Linked DNA regions of Homo sapiens: region 1 is linked to region 2. Evidence: read pairs that join two places in POLR2A ChIA-PET (ENCODE). Cell type or tissue: A673. All regions are shown on one strand. Each heading gives the region's core, and the rest is flanking DNA. Links, peaks and the distances in the headings are about the cores only. Region 1 overlaps KDM4B (lysine demethylase 4B). Region 2 overlaps PTPRS (protein tyrosine phosphatase receptor type S).

What was found. Peaks named below come from ENCODE experiments on the same cell type or tissue, not always from the same donor. Only the 100,000 strongest peaks of a DNase experiment are listed, where the experiment ranks them.
Region 1: POLR2A ChIA-PET joins it to region 2 with 10 read pairs; 3 of 35 experiments call an interaction of 5 or more read pairs at or near these places.

Annotation. Positions count from the first base shown.
Region 1 is chr19:5,087,636-5,095,955 of GRCh38, reverse strand. The region is part of intron 9 of KDM4B (lysine demethylase 4B); the gene reads right to left. Among named protein-coding and RNA genes, the nearest start is that of PTPRS-AS1, 86 kb to the left of the region's middle. RefSeq lists enhancers at 1-218, 2,183-2,730, 2,731-3,280. In A673, for the core only: no CTCF peak of the experiment used is centred there; DNase peaks (open chromatin) are centred at 2,405 and 4,585; H3K27ac peaks cover 6,558 bases.
Region 2 is chr19:5,318,735-5,327,054 of GRCh38, reverse strand. The region is part of intron 1 of PTPRS (protein tyrosine phosphatase receptor type S); the gene reads left to right. Among named protein-coding and RNA genes, the nearest start is that of PTPRS, 18 kb to the left of the region's middle. RefSeq lists enhancers at 4,571-4,840, 6,364-6,863, 6,864-7,365. In A673, for the core only: no CTCF peak of the experiment used is centred there; no DNase peak of the experiment used is centred there.

The DNA of each region.
Region 1 (8,320 bases), core at 112-8,111, 230 kb after region 2:
GCACACTCTGCCTCACAGCGGCTGGGGTCCATAGCACCCACTCTATAGACTGGGGGCCCCTGCCAGGGTCTGATTCCCAGGGAAACACACACACAAACGACATGCTCGCACATAAGTGCTGCACACACTCAAGCCTGCAGCTGCTGGGGGAGGGTCCCCAGGTTGAGGAGTCCGACCTGGCTGCTCCGGGCCCTCTCCCTCCTCCTAGCAGGCTCTGCCCTGCCCTGGCCAGCCCCTTGTGATCTGATCCAGGTTGAGGGGTCCACCCTGGCTGCTCCCAGCCCTCTCCCTCCTCCTAGCAGGCTCTGCCCTGCCCTGGCCAGCCCCTTGCGATCTGATCCACACTGTGGGGGCGTCCAGCACCGAGGCTCGTGGGCCCCCAGCTCTCAGTGTGCAGCAGCCTGGCTGGCAGCATCATCACAGGACCCTGGCCACCTGCAGACACAGTGGGCTACCACTGCTGCCTTGGAGCCCAGGGGGCTCATCTGCCACCTTTCCTGATTTAAACAGCACTGAGCTTTCACCAGAGGCCATCTCTTTTTTAAAAGCCTGAACAGATACTAGAGTCTGCTCATGTAAAACAGTAGAGTGGCAGAGAGAAGACACAGCCACCGGCCTAATGAGAAAATGATTATATGTGGTCCGATAAAATCATCAACCCAAATAGCATCTGACCACGGGGATCATGAATGCTCTCGTCAGCTGCAGCGCCAACTCCCAGCCCCCTGATCCAGGAACCAGGGCGGAACATTGAGGACAATGCCAGCCACCAGCGGGCGGTTCTACAGCCGACGGTGACAGACATTGCATGGCTGGTGCTTGCCCTGCTGTGGACAGGGATGGGGACGGGCAGGGGCCTTAGAAACAGCGATCCTGGCGTGGGGAGGGCACAGCATCTCATAGCTGCCGACAGGACATCTATGGCTCAACACGTCCCATCCCTCACACTGCCCCTGCCCCGCCCCCGGCGCCGCCCCCGAGCTGCAGACCCCTCCACAGGACGCATCAGCTGCACGGTGACAGGACTGTCTGTGGTGACGGCGATGACCTGCACCTGCGCTGCCCAGGACACGGCCACCAGCCCACCCGGCTATTAGCAAAGGGCTTGACCCGCGGCTGGCCTGACTGAGGAGTGGAGGGTTCATCCTATTTCATTTTGGTTAATGGATACGGTGCTACGTGTGGCCCGTGGCTCCCACACTGGAAGGCAGGCTCTGACGCATCTCAACAGCACACCCAGTCCTGGCTCCTCCATGTCCCTCTGTGCGCTCCCAGCACCACCGCACACCTACATGCCCAAGTCCCCACCCCTCCCCTGTGCCCCCACCTCTGTCCTATCACCAGGTCCTACAGGCACCACCCCTAAAACACAGGCACACGCTGTCCCCTTCTTCCCACGCCCACAGACCCCATGCCCGTCTAGACGGCGGCCATCCACGCCGGGCTCCCTGCCCCATCTCTCCCATAGTCCCTTCTCCAGCCAGTGGCCCCTCTCCCTTGCTGAAATGCCCAGTGCCTCCCCCCCGCACATGGTGATGAAATCTAACTTCAAAGGCCCTTACTGCAGCCCCCGACCTCTGACGTTTGGCCTCTGCCAGGTCCCCCGCTCAGGGACCTCGCAATTTTCGTTCCTCCCCAGCAGTGCTGTTCCCCGCGCTACTCAGCATCCTGCACCCGGGGCCTCACAGAGGAGCTTTTCTGAAGCAGGGTGGTAGCAGCTGTCATCAGTGCATGATTCACATATGGGATCAGGGCCTGCCGGGGGTCAGCACCTGGTGCCCTTAGAAGCAGACAAGAGGACACAAAGACAGGGAGGAGGGGCCGCGTGACCATGGGGCAGAGGAGAGGGCGACACCCCTGCAAGCCAAGCAGCCCTGAGATCTCGGCCAGCCCTGAAGCCAGGAGAGGCAGGGTGGTCTCCCTGGCGCCCTGAGGGGGCTCGGCCCGCCACACACCCATCTCAGCCTCTGCCTCCAGAACTGAGAGAGGATACATGTCTGGTGCTTTCAGCTGCCTGGGCTGTGGACTGGGCTACCCAGGTGGCAGACACACCAGGCCGCAGCTGCAGCGTCCCTGCACCCTCTCTAGGAGCAGAAATTCCTCCTTCCACCCTTGTTCGTGTCCTGTCTCCTCCCTGGACCTCGATGGCCTCATCCACTGCCTTCCCAGCAGCTGAACAGTGACCTGCGCGGTGACCACTGCCAAGCAGACACCAACCGGGGCGAGTGGCGGTCACACTCCTCTCACAGCCATCTCGACCATCTGTCTGGGGTGGGTGTGGGTGGCAGGTGCCTTGGCACACAAAGCGTTAAACACCGAGGAAGGGGCAGAGGCGCCCGCATCTGCGCTGATGGCTCACAGAACGCGTGGGAAGGACGAGTGGGCCCCCTGTTTCTGATGTAATTATCAGCGCTGCAGTGAGGCCGATAACAAACCAGTTCATTAGGAAACCTACTGGAAGTGCTCGGCAGCCGCGTCAACAAAACAATTAGGCGCCGGCTCCCAGGGCTCCCTGGGCTTCGGCTGCGGGGCCATTCCTGGCAGCACAGAAAGCGGCTCCCTGCCCCTCCCGGCCAGCCAGGCCAGGCAAGGTCACGGGCCTTCCATGGCCTTCCGCAGCCTTCCATGCTGCCCACACATCCACCAGGTGCCTGGGGAGGCTCCGATGTCCCCTTTGGCCCTCCCTAAATGAAAGTAGCCTCGAGTCTATCAGTGTTGTGAGCCCCTGCAGGGACATGACAAGCAGGCAGCTGCACACCTGACCCCAGGCCACCAGGACCTGCCTTTCTCCTCCACATGCTGCCCTGAAGGGGCCTCAACAGCCACAGCAGTCCTGCTTCTGTGCCAGGCACCACCCAAGTGCTGTTCCATGTCACTTCCAACAGCCCTAGGAGGGAAACTGAGGCAGAGCACTAGGAGGGGAGGGTCTGCACCCAGGCAGACAGCTCCAGGTATGAACCACAGGCCCCATGAAGGGTCACACCTTGGGTGGGGAGAGGACATGTGGTCAGGGGTACAGGGGCCCGGCCTCCCCTGATCCCTCCTTGCCAGCAGTTGCCCCTGGAGGTTCTCTCTCACTCTCCAGGTTACGACTCATCCACGACGGCTGAGGAACAGCCATGAGCCGGGATGCCCTGAGATGGCAGAGGGGAGAACTCCACCATTTCTGACTCAGGGCCAGGCCCTGCGAGCCCCCTCCTCTGACTCTCCTGCTTCTCTGACGGCTGACCCCTGGGCTCCCTCGCCAGTGCCCCTCGAGGGGGTCCTGCCTCTGCCTGACCCCGTAAGCAGACCCGCTCCTCTGATGCCAGGCAGCAACCAGCTGCAGCCCCCGAACCAGCTCTGTCCATGAAGGATGGTAGAGAAGACTGGGGGCTGCCGAGCTGGCAAAGGCCCTCGAGCCACACCACGAGCCTCGGTCTAGAAAAGCCCCCGACCCTCCTCTGGGGAGATGTGTCCCCCCCGGAGCTCCTGGGCAGCAGAACCGGGGGTATTAGAGGGCGTGATCCCGAAAGCCGAGAGCAGTGGGAGAAAGGAAGGAAGGGCCCGCAGGGAGCCTGGAGACCCAGGTGTCTTCAATGGGTGGCCCTGCCCCCATGGGAGTGGATGTGCCTGCCGATGTTGTGGTTGAAACAGCTGGGTTGGGGTGTGCCTGGCATGGAGTGGGTGGAGGCCAGGGGCACTGCTCAGCACCGTGCAGTGCCCAGGACGGCCCCAGCCCAGAGAAGGATACGGCCCCAATGTCCGCAGTGCCGAGGGAGAGACTAAACGAGGCCTTCTTTCCAGACCACTCCTCTCCTAGATCACCCTCCAGACATGCAGCATAAACACTAGGCCAAGAGCCAGCATGGGACCCACTCATTCTGGCCCGGCCCGGGATCCGCTCCGCCTGGTCTTAGCTGCAGATTCTCCCCACGCTTCTGCGTGACTGTGACACCCCCTAAGCCCACACATGGGAAGGGGCCCCAAAGGCCTCACCAGGGTCAGAGTGACAGGGAAGATCTGGGAAGAGCAAGGGAGACATATTTCACACAGCAGTTTGCGGCACACACGATGCGTCCAGCCCCACAACGCCATAAATCAGAGGCTCACTGAGGCAGGAAGCCAAAGGCAGGGCACAGGCCAGCCGTGGGCTCCAGCGGGTCAGAGGAGTGGCTGGAGTTTCCCGCACCTCCGTGGGCCCTCCTCCCTCCCACCCTTCCCCAGCCCCTGCCTTCTGCCGCCTCCCCCTGGGCTCCCTCCCCCTGGGCTCCGGGTTAATCACCTGGAGCAGGCAGCCTCATTACCAAACAGAAGGAACACACAGTTCTCCCAGGCAGCAGAAACAATTTGGTTTGAATTTTACAGTAATTAAGTTCAGTACACCCCAGGGCTGGGGTTTTAGGAGAGGCCTGGTTCCTGCCGGAGCCCCCATCCAGCCTGGATGCGGGGAGGTGGGAGGAGATGGGTGGTGCCGAGTGGGCCGTTTCCTGGAATGGCGCCTCTGGGGAATCCAAGTCATCGTCCCCTTCCCAAGCTCAGCAGAAGCTCTCCCTGCCAGACACCTCCAGAGAGCCCGAGATGTCCCCGGGGAGGCTGGCACACAGCAGGCCTCACCCACAGACAGCTGGCAGGGAACCAGTTAAGAGAGCGTGAGTGGCTCCCCAGCCTTCCAGCCAGGCTTCACATCTCTCGCGCTCTGTTTAATCCTCAGTCAACTCTCCCCGTGGCAGGGTGTTTCGGGATGCCGCTGAGTCCTGGGCTCTGGAGGAGAGACCCTTATCTACCAGCACCAGGCACCACCCACCTCGGGGCCAGCCCGGCCGCGTGCTGAGCTAATCTAACATGGCGTGCAGGCTTGTAGGACTAACTTGAGTTCAGCGTGAGAAAGGCGGCTGCGTGCACATTTTATTTCCTTGAGTGAAATAGGAACATCCTTTTGATCTGCCCCATTAGTAATCCCACTACAAAGCCTGCCTGCTGGAGCACATGCCGGGGGATCCTGCTCTGAGACAGGAAGCCGCCGCCTTGGAGACCCCTCCAGCTGCCCCCACCGGGCTGTGCACAGGACACGTGCCCAGGACACGAAGCCACTGGCCCAGGAGACACCTGGTGGGCAGGGAGGGTGTGGGCTCCCAGATGCCCCATCGGCCTGTGCCTCCAAGTGGGGCAAGGGAAGCAGAGGAAGGTCTAGGGTGTGCTGGGCCCAGCCTCCTGCTGTGTGACCTTGGCAAAGTCACTGCACTACTCTGGTCCTCCCAAGGTGACAAGGCCCAGAGTCGGCACTTGATGGAGGGTGGTACTGTCGGCGGTGGGGGGAAGGGGGGGCCGGAGGGGGGCGCACGCGCGCAGCGGGGAGACAGAGAGAGAGAGAGAAAGAGAGGGAGGGGGGAGAGGGGGAGAGAGCAAGGGGGAAAGAGAAGGGGAGAGAGAGAGGGGGAGCGGGGAAAGAGGGGGAGAGGGAGAGAGAGGGGGCGAGAGGGGGAGAGAAAGAGAGGGGGGGAGAGAAAGAGGCGGAGAGAGAGGGGGAAGAGAGATGGGGGAGAGAGAGACAGAGGGGGAGAGGGGGAGAGAGAGAGAGAGGGGGAGAGATATGGGGGGAGAGAGAGATGAGGAGAGAGAGAGAGAGAACGTTACCACTGAGACAGCTCTAGCTGAGAAAGAGACTTCTCAAAACGAACCGGGTACTGCACCCTAAGCCTCAGCCTGGCGAGGCCAGGGCATGCAGCGAGGTGTGTGGCTAGGGAGGCAAGCCTGCTGTCCTCTGCACTCTCACCTCTCCCTGGCAGACCCAGGGGCTAGGACCCCTCCCCTGCACACGGCAGGCGCTCAGCAATGCTGGGCTGGGCTTCCAGGACCTTCCACTCTGTCCTCTTTCCAGCACTGCCTCACCTGCTCAGCAGGGAGGAAGGGGGCCAGGCTTTGGGGGTCTTCACAGTTTTTGTGTTTTTGTCTTGTTTCCCCCTTTTTGTGGAGAATGGGGTCTCACTATGTTGCCCAGGCCGGTCTTGAACCTCTGGAATCATGCAACCCTACCTCGGCCTCCCTAAATGCTGGGATTAGAGGCATGAGTCACTGCGCTTGGCCTTTTGTTTGGTTTTTAACTCCCATTCTGAAAACAAACCAACGAAGCAACAACAACAAAAACCTTTTCCACTTGGGAACTGTGGGGTGCTTGCTCAAGAAGCACCTAGGAATGGCGGACCCCACTCTTCCCTCCCCAGAGCTACACCCCTCTGACTATGGAAAGAGGAGTATGTGGGTTTTTTTTTTTTTAGTACAAAAAAAGACAGAACCATATTGAGAAGTTAGTGCATATTTTTAAGGTATCCCAAATTCCATGACATCAAACTAATATCAACCAATACTTGGGCAAATCTCCCTTTCCCAGTTCAAGAACCACATCCCCACAAAAAACGGGAATCACAAGAGTCCCAGTCCACAGCCTATTTTTTCCCTTAAAGTTGTCGCGCTCATCTCTCCATGCCCAAAGATACAGAGCAAACCTCATGGAGCAAACCCATTTTCACAGCTGCATAACATTCCACTGGTTCAACCCATCCCCTGGTCATAGAACTTTCCACTACAACAAACGGGGCTACAGATATCCCTAGACATGGAACCGGTATGCACGTGTTCCAGAGACAGAACCGCTAGGCCACAGGAGACACATGTGTAACCCATGGCAGACGGCCTTCCAGAAAGGCTGCCCAGTTTTTATTCTGGATTACTGTTCCTGATTTGCTGAGAGCTGATCTGGGGGAAGGATGTTTCTGGACAGTTTCAGTGAGATTCGTGTGCCCTACAATTCACCAGGTGTGCGACGCAGGAGCTTGTGTATTCACAGAGTGGGGAGACCATCTTCGCCATCAAAGGTAGAGCATTTTCATCCTCCAAAGAAAACCCGTCCCCATCCGTTGTCACCCTCCAGCCCCCACACCCAAGCATCCCTTCCTGCCTCTGAGCACTGGCTTGTCCCGGACATTTCATAGAAATGGGGTCTCGCACGGTGTAGCCTCTGGGTCTGGCTTCTCTCACTGAGCGGGGTGTCCTCAGGGTTCACCCACGCTGGGCCTTGCTCCTTCTCATGGCTGAGCGGATGGCAGAGATGGTAAGGTCAGCTCCCACTTCTCTTTGTTTACCGTATTCCCCAGTTTCCAACAATGCACATTCTTCCTTCTGTATCTGCCCCAAGGGATGTGCGGATGAAGCTGGCAGGGGCGTCCTGCTCCTCTGCCTCTTGAGGATGTCAAAATCTCCCACTGTCATCCTGCCCCTATAACCACAACCTGCTCTTTTGCGGGGGGGGGGAGGGGGGGGGCCTGGCCTGTCCCCTGCAGCCTCAGGGGCCCCCTCAGGGACTCCGGTGGTCTCTGCTCAGCCCTGGCCCACAGATGAACGGCCTAGGTTTTGATTAATTATGGAAAAGCCTGCCTACTTATCACGGGTGGAGCTGTGGGCAGGGGCAACCTCCCCCCCATCGACCTCTGCTCTAGATGGAAGTCGAACCCAGCGCTCTGCTCAGCTCTAGGGGCCAGGGGAGTGAGGGTTTGTATCCGTGGTGTCCGAGTGATATGGCCTGCGTGGTCCAGGAATCACGGGGGGAGTTGGAGACAAAGCCCGGGCCGCATTTTTACACTCACCTCCCTTTGATCAGAGCGAGTTTTTGCAGGAGCCGCTAAGAGCTGGATGTGAGCGCATCTGGCTGATGGAACCGTGCTCCAGAGGAAGCTAAGCCGCCGACTCCCTGCCCCTGCAGGTGTGGACGGTCACCCTGAAAACGATGGGCCCTTGGGGGCCCTCAGATGCTCGGGCCTACCCGAGTCGGGGGGCACATCCCGCCCACGAGGAAACAGGCTCCCTCCTGCTCTCCGGCAGGCAGTGAACACAAGGAATGGGCTTCTCTCCCCACAGGTGGGCGTGAAGAGCAGGTTGGATAAGAACTTCTAGTTTCTGAGGGGAAAGCAACCTCCTGCCTGGCATTTAGCTCCCGAAAGACGTGAGATTCCTACACAGGAGACTTAAACCTGTGCTGCCCGGTGCCCTCACTCCCCAAACCCTCCGAACAGCCCAGCCCCCGTCCAGAGACTCGAGTGCAGTGAATGAAATCCCAGCCCCAAAGCCAGGGTCCATCCTCAAGGTGGGAGTCTGTCAGGCAAGGCAGAGAGTTTCATGGCTCTGAGATACTTAACACCTGTGTGCTTAAGAAACGTCGCACACCGAGGCTGCAGACCGCTGCAGAGCTCAGCCGCCTTAAGTTGGGAAAAAGTGGCACAGAGATGAGCAGCTCAAATGGAATACTCAGAGATGGGGGCCCTCAGCAGGAGAGGGGAGATGCTGG
Region 2 (8,320 bases), core at 164-8,163:
GACCACCTCAGCCTCAGTGGGGAAACTGAGTCACGTCAATGTGGACAGAACCCTCAGCAGGTGTGGAGGGTCAGTTGTGACTCTCTAGGTCTGTGCCGAGGTCACTCTGCAGGGTCTTTGGACTCTATATCTGGTGTTTTGCTGCCCCATCGCCTAAGGACTAGCTAGCTTGCTTGCTTCATTCCTTCTTTCCTTCCTTCCTTCCTTTTTCTTTCTTTCTCTCTTGTTCTTTCTTTACTTCTATCCTCCCTCCCTCCCTCCCTCCTTCCTTCCTTCTCTTCCCTTCTTTCTCCTTCCTTCTCCCTCATTTTCTCTTTCTCTTCTCTTCCTTTCTTTTCTTCGTTTCTTTTTTTTTTCTTTCTTTTTCTTTTGACAGCATCTCACTCTGTCACCCAGGCTGGAGTGCAGTGGCACGATCATAGCTCACTGCAGCCCCAAGCTCCTGGGCTCAGGCGATCCTCCCGCCTCAGCCTCGCAAAGCGCTGGGATTACAGGCACGAGCCACCGTGCCCAGCCAGTACTTGACACGTTTTGTTTAAACCCATTCTCTTTTAAAACGTAAAAGAGAAAACTTTGTCTTGCTCTTGTGAACGGAAACCTGGTATGTCCTTGAAGGTACAACCTTAAAAATAAATGTGGTGAGAGCAAAACAAGGGCATTAAATTCTTGCTGCTTTTGCCTCTGTCTGTTCCAGGCTGAAAGCTGAAGCCTGAGCACCCCTGAGGTGTTTAAGACATCCTAGCACCCACCTGAGGCTTTTAGCCTTAAGCCCAGCACAGAATGACCCCCTTGCTGGTTGAGTCAGTATTTTGTTTTGTTTTCTTGAGATGGAGTCTCACTCTGTCGCCCAGGCTGGAGTGCAATGGCCCGATCTCGGCTCACTGCAACCCCCACCTCCCGGGTTCAAGCGATTCTCCTGCCTCAGCCTCCCGAGATGCTGGGATTACAGGCGTGTGTCACCACATACGGCTAATTTTTGTATTTTTGGTAGTGACAGCGTTTCACCATGTTGGCCAGGCTGGTTTCGAACTCCTGACCTCAAGTGATCTGCCTGCCCCAGCCTCCCCAGGTGCTGGGATTACAGGCATGAGCCACCATGCCTGTCCCAGTGTTATTGAATGTGACTACAACTGTTTGGGGCATCTCCTGGACTTTCTGGGAGGCTGAGCCCCTTCTGCCTTCGGCCTGAATTTCTTGAACTGAGCGTTGCTTCCCCATGGCCTGGGGAGAAGGTGATTTCTTCCTGAATTCAATTAATGAGCCTATTAAAAACTATTTATTTTCCCTGACAGTTGTTTACTGAGGAGAAGGAGATGAATTGGCCGGTGTCCTCGGCAGGCAGGAAGGAGGCTGAATGGGGGTGCTTGGTGGCTCAGCCCCAGTGCTTGGGGAGCACAGATTGCCGGTGGGGGCCTGTCCTTGGGGACGCCTTGGGCAGAGCCTGTGCTTGGGTCGTGGCCACTGCTTCTGACCTTGGAGTCTTTTGGGAGGTGGATGTTGGAATGAGTGAAACCGTCGTGGTGTGGAGGCAGGGGGCCGGCCCCGATGACGTCTCTCTTCTCTTTCCAGGTTAAAATGTCTCAGATGCGCTGGTTTGAGACCCAAGACCTGGCCCCATGGCCCACATGAGATATTGTGGCGGGATCTCCCAATATCCCATCATATCCCCCGACTCCGTAGCAGTTGAACTTTACAATTTTTATCTGGGCACATGGCCACCTGGGGGAAAGAAAACATTTCTCAGTGCACCTTGCAGCTGTCTGTGCCATATGATTCAATGCTGACCCATGGCGTAAATAAGCAGGATTTTCTGGAAATGCCTTTCAAGAGAAGTGGCACATGCTCCTCTCTACCTGTCAGCTGGAATATGGAGATGATGGCAGGTGCTCAGGCAGCCATTTTGGACCATGAGGCAGGTGTCATAGATAAGAATGGGGGATCAAAGAGGTGGAAGGGGCCTGGGCCCCAGTGATTGTCGGGGAGGGGAAAATAACCCTGAATGGCCAACCTGGCAGCTTCCCTTAGGTGAAAAGAGAAATCATTCCTTATTTGTGCTTTTTCTGGCATTTGCAATTCAACTGGATCCAAACGGTGGCAGAACATGAACCTTGGGACACCTTCTGGGGATGTGGCTCTCCTGGGGATGTGGCTCTTCTTGCCCCTGTGCTCCAGAGACCCCAGACTCGAAGTTTTGCAAACAGTGTGAGGATGGGGATGATGGTGAACGACCAAGCATGATGGGTGCTGACACGGATCCCACCTCTAGCTGAGTGCCTCGTGGTCCTGTTGAATCTGCACAGCCCTGTGAGAAGCCTGCAACCACTGCCCCACTTTCGCAGATAAGGAAACCGAGGCTCAGAGAGGGGATGTGACTTGTGCAGGGTCACACAGCAAGTAGAGTTGAGTTAGGATTGGGCTGACCCCACGCTTTGTGGCAGGGCTGCATCCTGACACACCTGGGGGCCTCCCCCCTTTAACCCATGGGTCACTACCTCCTTCTCCTCTCCTCCTCCATTGCAACCATCAGATCTGGCCCTGGTCTGATCAGCTGCCGCCAGCCTGGGACAGGCCAATAGGGACATGAGAGTGAAAACTGTGTCCCCTTCCATACACAAAATGCTCCCAGGCACAGGGGTCACTGTCTTCTCCTGGGTCCTGCCAGGGGAAGCGGGTTTCAGGTTCAGAGTACAGAGCCTAAGACCCTAAAAATAATACAAGCCAATGTATGCTGAGCACTTGCTGTGTGCCGGACTGTGCGCTGAGTACTGTACACAGGCCAGCTTGCTTTCCCTTTTTTTCTTTCTTTTTTTTTTTTTTTTTTTTTTTTTGAGGCAGGGTTTCGCTCTGTCTCCCAGGCTGGAGTGCAGTGGCATAATCTTGGCTCACCACAGCCTCTGTCTCAGGTTCAAGCGATTCTCCTGCCTCAGCCTCCCGAGTAGCTGGAATGACAGGCACGTGCCACCATGCTGGCTGATTTTTGTATTTTTTGTAGAGATGGGGTTTCACCATGTTGGCCAGGCTGGTTTTGAACTTCTGAGCTTAAGCATTCCACCCACCTTGGCCTCCCAAAGTGCTGGTATTACAGGCATGAGCCACTGCACGTGGCCTTCATTTTTTCATTTTTGTTCTATCCTCTGCCTCCACCTGGTCCAGCTCCCATCATCACCTGGACCAACACGGTCACCTCTGCTCTGGTGTGACCCCAGCCCTCATTCCCACAGTCTGTCTTCCCACAATGACATCTTTCAGTTCTTGAGTCAGGTCCCATCCCTCCTCTGCCTATAGCCCTCTATGGCTCTCACCTCTTGGGGGAAAACCCCAAGTCCTCCCTGTAGCCCACCAGGCCTTGCACAACCTGCTCCATCCCTTCCCTGCCGTCCCCTCCTTCCTCTCTCCCCGTCCTCACTCTGTTCCAGCCACACGGGCCTCCTCGCTGTTCCTCCAATACACCAGGCATGGTCCCGCCCCAGGGCCTTTGCACAGTCTGTGCCCTCTGCCTGGAATGCTTTTCCCCAAACAGCAACCTCCCTGACTTCCTTCACGTCTCAGGTCACTTTTAAATGAGGCCTCCCCGATCACCCTATTTAAACTTGCAGCCTGCCCCACCACCTAGTTTCCTGTCTTCCCCCTTCTGCTCTCTTTGACTCAAAGCCCTTGCCACCATTTCTCTGTTGAATGCTTTTTTGTTTGTTTTTTTGAGACGGAGTTTCACTCTGTCACCCAGGCGGGAGTGCAGTGGTGTGATCTTGGTTCATGCAACCTCTGCCTCCCGGATTGAAGCAATTCTCCTGCCTCAGCCTCCTGAGTAGCTGGGATTACAGGCATGTGCCACCATGCCCAGCTAATTTTTCTGTATTTTTAGTAGAAATGGGGTTTTGCCATGTTGGTCAGGCTGGTCTCAAACTCCTGACCTCAAATGATCTGCCCTCCTCGGCCTCCCAAAGTGCCAGGATTAGAGGCGTGAGCCACCTCTCCCAGCCTCGAATGCTTCATACTCATTATCTGCTTCTCTCCTCCTCTACCATGTCCATGGCAGCATCTGCACACAGTAGGGCTCCAGGCATACATTTTGCCTAAGCAGCTCTTCCCAGGGGAAGAAATGAGGCTCTGAAATGCATGAGGTCTGTTTTTTCTTTTTCTTCTTCTTCTTCTTCTTTTTTTTTTTTTTTTTTTTTGAGACGGAGTTTTGCTCTTGTTGCCCAGGCTTGAGTGCAATGGTACGATCTTGGCTCACTGCAACCTCCACCTCCCGGGTTCAAGCGATTCTCCTGCCTCAGCCTCTCGAATAGCTGGGATTATAGGCGTGCGCCACCATGCCCGGCTAATTTTGTATTTTTAGTAGAGGCAGGGTTTCACCATGTTGGTCAGGCTGGTCTCGAACTCCCTGCCTCAGGTGATCCGCCCGCCTCAGCCTCCTAAAGTGCTGGGATGACAGGCATGAGCACCGCGCCCGGCCGCCTGAGGTCTTTCTGCGGGCTGGAGGCAGTGCTTGCGGGGAGCAGGTGGCTTCCACGTTCTTGCTTTTAACCACCCCCAACCCGGGAGTCGGCCAGTCGGGGCGGGCTCGAGTCGGTCCCCGCGGCTGCTTCTTCCTCCCACCCCCGCATTCTCACCTCAGCCTCCAGAAATAGCCCCTTTAAAATAGCCACGTCCTCGAGTTCCGGGGCCTCTGCCTGCCCACGGACGTGGTGCTGCGCTGACGGGCCAGCCTCCTGAGTGCTGTGGGGTTTTTAAAAATATAGCTGGTGTTAGGTGATATTACCTCCCTTTTAAGCCTGAAAAAGCCCAGCCACCAACAGGGCTGTGTGTCACTGTGGATACTCCAGCAAGGCACGGCCGCGAGGGTGTCTGCTGTGCAGAGCTGGGGAGGGCTTCCGCTAAAGGCTCACGCCAGCTCAGGCGGGGACCGTGGGGCCTGCAGTTCCCTGTCAGGTCAGGAAACCTCAGATTTGAGGCTCAGTGCTGCCTCTTGCCGGCTGTGTGACCTCTGGCAACTGTTGAAACCTCTCTGAGCCTCAGTTTACCCAAATGGAAATGGGGACAATTTCAGGGTTTGGATAAATGGTTAAATTTCTCTGAGCCTCAGTTTATTTGTGAAATGGGGACATCTCAGGGTTTGGGCAAATAGCTGAACTCAGCCTCAGCTTACCTATGTGGAAATGAAGACAGTTTTGGGGCTTGGATAAATGGTTCTATTTCTCCAAGCCTCGGTTTACCTGTTTGTAAAATGAGGACATCTCAGGGCTTGGGCAAATAGCTGAACTTCCCAGCCTCAGTTTACCCATCTGGAAATGGAGACAATTTTGGCGCTTGGATAAATGGTTCTTTCTCTGAGCCTCAGTTTACCTGTTTGTAAAATGGGGACATCTCAGGGCTTGGGCAAATAGCTGAACTTCTCAGTCTCAGTTTACCTGTCTGGAAATGAGACATCTGAGGCTTCTCCACTCTGGGCCTGGCACACAGTGGGTACTCACGAGGCACGAGCCAAACTCCTTACAGCACTGAGGCCTCTACAAAATGACCCTGTAGTCGATCTGGGTCAGGGTTTAGTGAATTTAGCATTAGCTCTGAGCCTGCCACTTCTAGGCGGTAGATCCTTCAGGAAATCGCTTCCCCCTTGAGGGACTCAGTTTTCCTCATCCCTAAAATGGGCCCATGTCACTGGGTCGGGAGACATCAGGGAGATGAAGCATAGCTGCCCTTTTCCCCAGGTCGGAATGCTCCGTAGACGTGACTCACATTTCCCTGTTACCTTGATTTATTCTTTTTATTTTTCTTTGTTGAGACAGGGTCTTGCTCTGTTGCCCAGGCTGGAGTACAGTGGCATGATCATAGCTCACTGCAGCCTCAACCTCCCAGGCTCAGTTGACCCTCCTGCCTCAGCCCCCTGAGCAGCTGGGACTATAGGTGCACACCACCATGCCTGGCTAATTTTTTTGTTGTTGTTTAATTTTTTGTAGAGACAAGGTCTTGTTATGTTGTCCAGGCTGGTCTCGAACTCCTGGGCTGAAGTGGTCCTCCTGCCTCAGCCTCCCACAGTGCTGGGATTACAGGCATGAGCCAGCACCGGGCCCTTGTTTTATTCTTCTCATTCGTTGAGACTGTGTTGATTAGTGGCCAAAACCAGATTCTAGGGCCAGATGGCTCTGTCCCTTAGTAGCAATGACTCCACCTCTCTGGGCCTCAGTTTCCTCATCTGGAAAATGAGGATAATGATAACCTCAACCATCCAGGCTCCCTTGGGAGGATCTAGTGAGTTCATAGGGTGAAGCCCTCAAATCAGGGCTGGGCTCAGCATGAGGACAGTGTGACGATTGTAAAGAAATCCAGGCCGGACGTGGTGGCTCACGCCTGTAATCCCAGCACTTTGGGAGGCTGAGGTGAGCAGATCGCCTGAGGTCAGGAGTTCAAGACCAGCCTGATCAACATGGCGAAACCCCATCTTTACTAAAAAGATACAAAAATGAGAGCCCAGCATGGTGGCGTGCACCTGTAATCCCAGCTACTTGGGAGGCTGAGGCAGGAGAATCGTTTGAGGCAGAGTTTGCAGTGAGCCAAGATCACACCACTGCACTCCAGCCTGGGGGACAGAGCGAACTCCGTCTCAATTAAAAAAGAAAAAATCCATTTATTTGCTAGATGTTTATCAGGCTTGTCCCTACACTGGCCACTTCCCGGGAGCCGGATAAGCCAAGTGGATGGTGCTTGTGTCAGCCTGTGTGTTTGGCTTCAAGGTCCGTGTACCCCCTCTCCCACTGGGGCAGGGATTAAACCTGCCGGAGGGACCTGTCCAGCCAAGGCCACGGGCACTGGCTGCCGCCCCTGCTTCCTGCTGTGTCACAACAGGTGTTGAGCCGCCGGATGGCAGAGGGCAGGGGCCTGGCTTGCCAACAGGGACAGGAAGGCCCCGGCTGGAGTAGGCGTGGAGGCTTCCGCCGTCAGCCTCCGGGGTCTCAGCGGCTGCTTTGGCCGCAGCCACTGCCTCCGATTTTGCGCTTTCCATCATCTGGGGGGATTTCTCAGATGCCTCCTGTCCACCAGGCTCTGTGCCGGGACCCTGAAGCAATAAAGGGGATGGCTTTGTGGATCAGGGAGAGAGATGATAGGCAAAATACGATATATAGCACGTCAGGGGTGATCAGAGAAAGCAGTAAAGGAACAAAGGGGACTCGGGAGGGAGGCATGAGGGTTGTCATTTTTAATGGGGCTGTAGGGACGGCTTCATTGAGGAGGTGATGTTTGAGCAAAGCCCTGATGGAGGTGAGGAGGAACCAAGCAGATAACGTGGGGGAAGAGCATTCCAGGCAGACGGCACAGCGTGTGCCAAGGCCCCGGGGCAGGACCACGCCTGGCGTGTTGGAGGAACAGCGAGGAGGCCTGTGTGGCTGGAGCCCAGTGAGTGATGGGGAGGGGAGAGGAGGCAATAGGTCATGTAGGGTCTTGTGGGCTGCAGGGAGAACCCTGGGCTTTGAGCCCTAGAGAGGTGGGAGCTATGGAGGGCTGTGGGCAGAGGAGGGACAGGACCTGACTCAGATACTCATGGTTGATGCCAGGGATGGACCAGGTGAAGGCAAAGGTGGGTGGTGGGGAGAAGAAGCAAGTGGATTTGGGATAGCTTTTTAAAAAAAAAAAAAAAAAAAAGACAAGGTCTGGCTCTGTCGTCCAGGCTGGACTGCAGTGGTGCAGTGCAATCTTAGCTCACTGCAACCTCCACCTCCTGGGCTCAAGTGATCCTTCTACCTCAGCCTCCCAAGTAGCTGGAACTACAGGCGCACACCACCACGCATGGCTAATTTTTTAATTTTTAGTAGTGATGGGTTTTGCCATGTTGGTCAGGCTGGTCTCGAGCTCCTGACCTCGGGTGATCTGCCCACCTTGGCTTCCCAAAGTGCTGGGATCCCAGATGTGAGCCACTGCGCCCGGCCTTGGGATGGCTTTTGAAGGTAGAGTATCCCTCCTTTTTTTCTTTCCATGTCTGGGGTTAGTGGCCAGGCTGAGCTGATGCTTTCTCTTCGATCCTTCCATTAGAAGTTTCCAGAACTCAGAATTTCAGGGACAAATATGGAGGGGAGGGCAGGCCAGGCCCTTGCCCTCCAGGGACTCACTGTCTGTTAAATGGAGAATACAAACAGATCAAGAGATTGCAGTGTGGGCCTCTCACTTAGCAATTCAAGGGGAATAGGGTGCTAGACACCCTGACAGCCTAGGCCAGGAAAAACTTTTTTAAAAATAACATCAGCTGGGCCCAATGGCTCATGCCTGTAATCCCAGCACTTTGGGAGGTTGAGACGGGAGGATCACTTGAGCCCAGGAGTTTGAG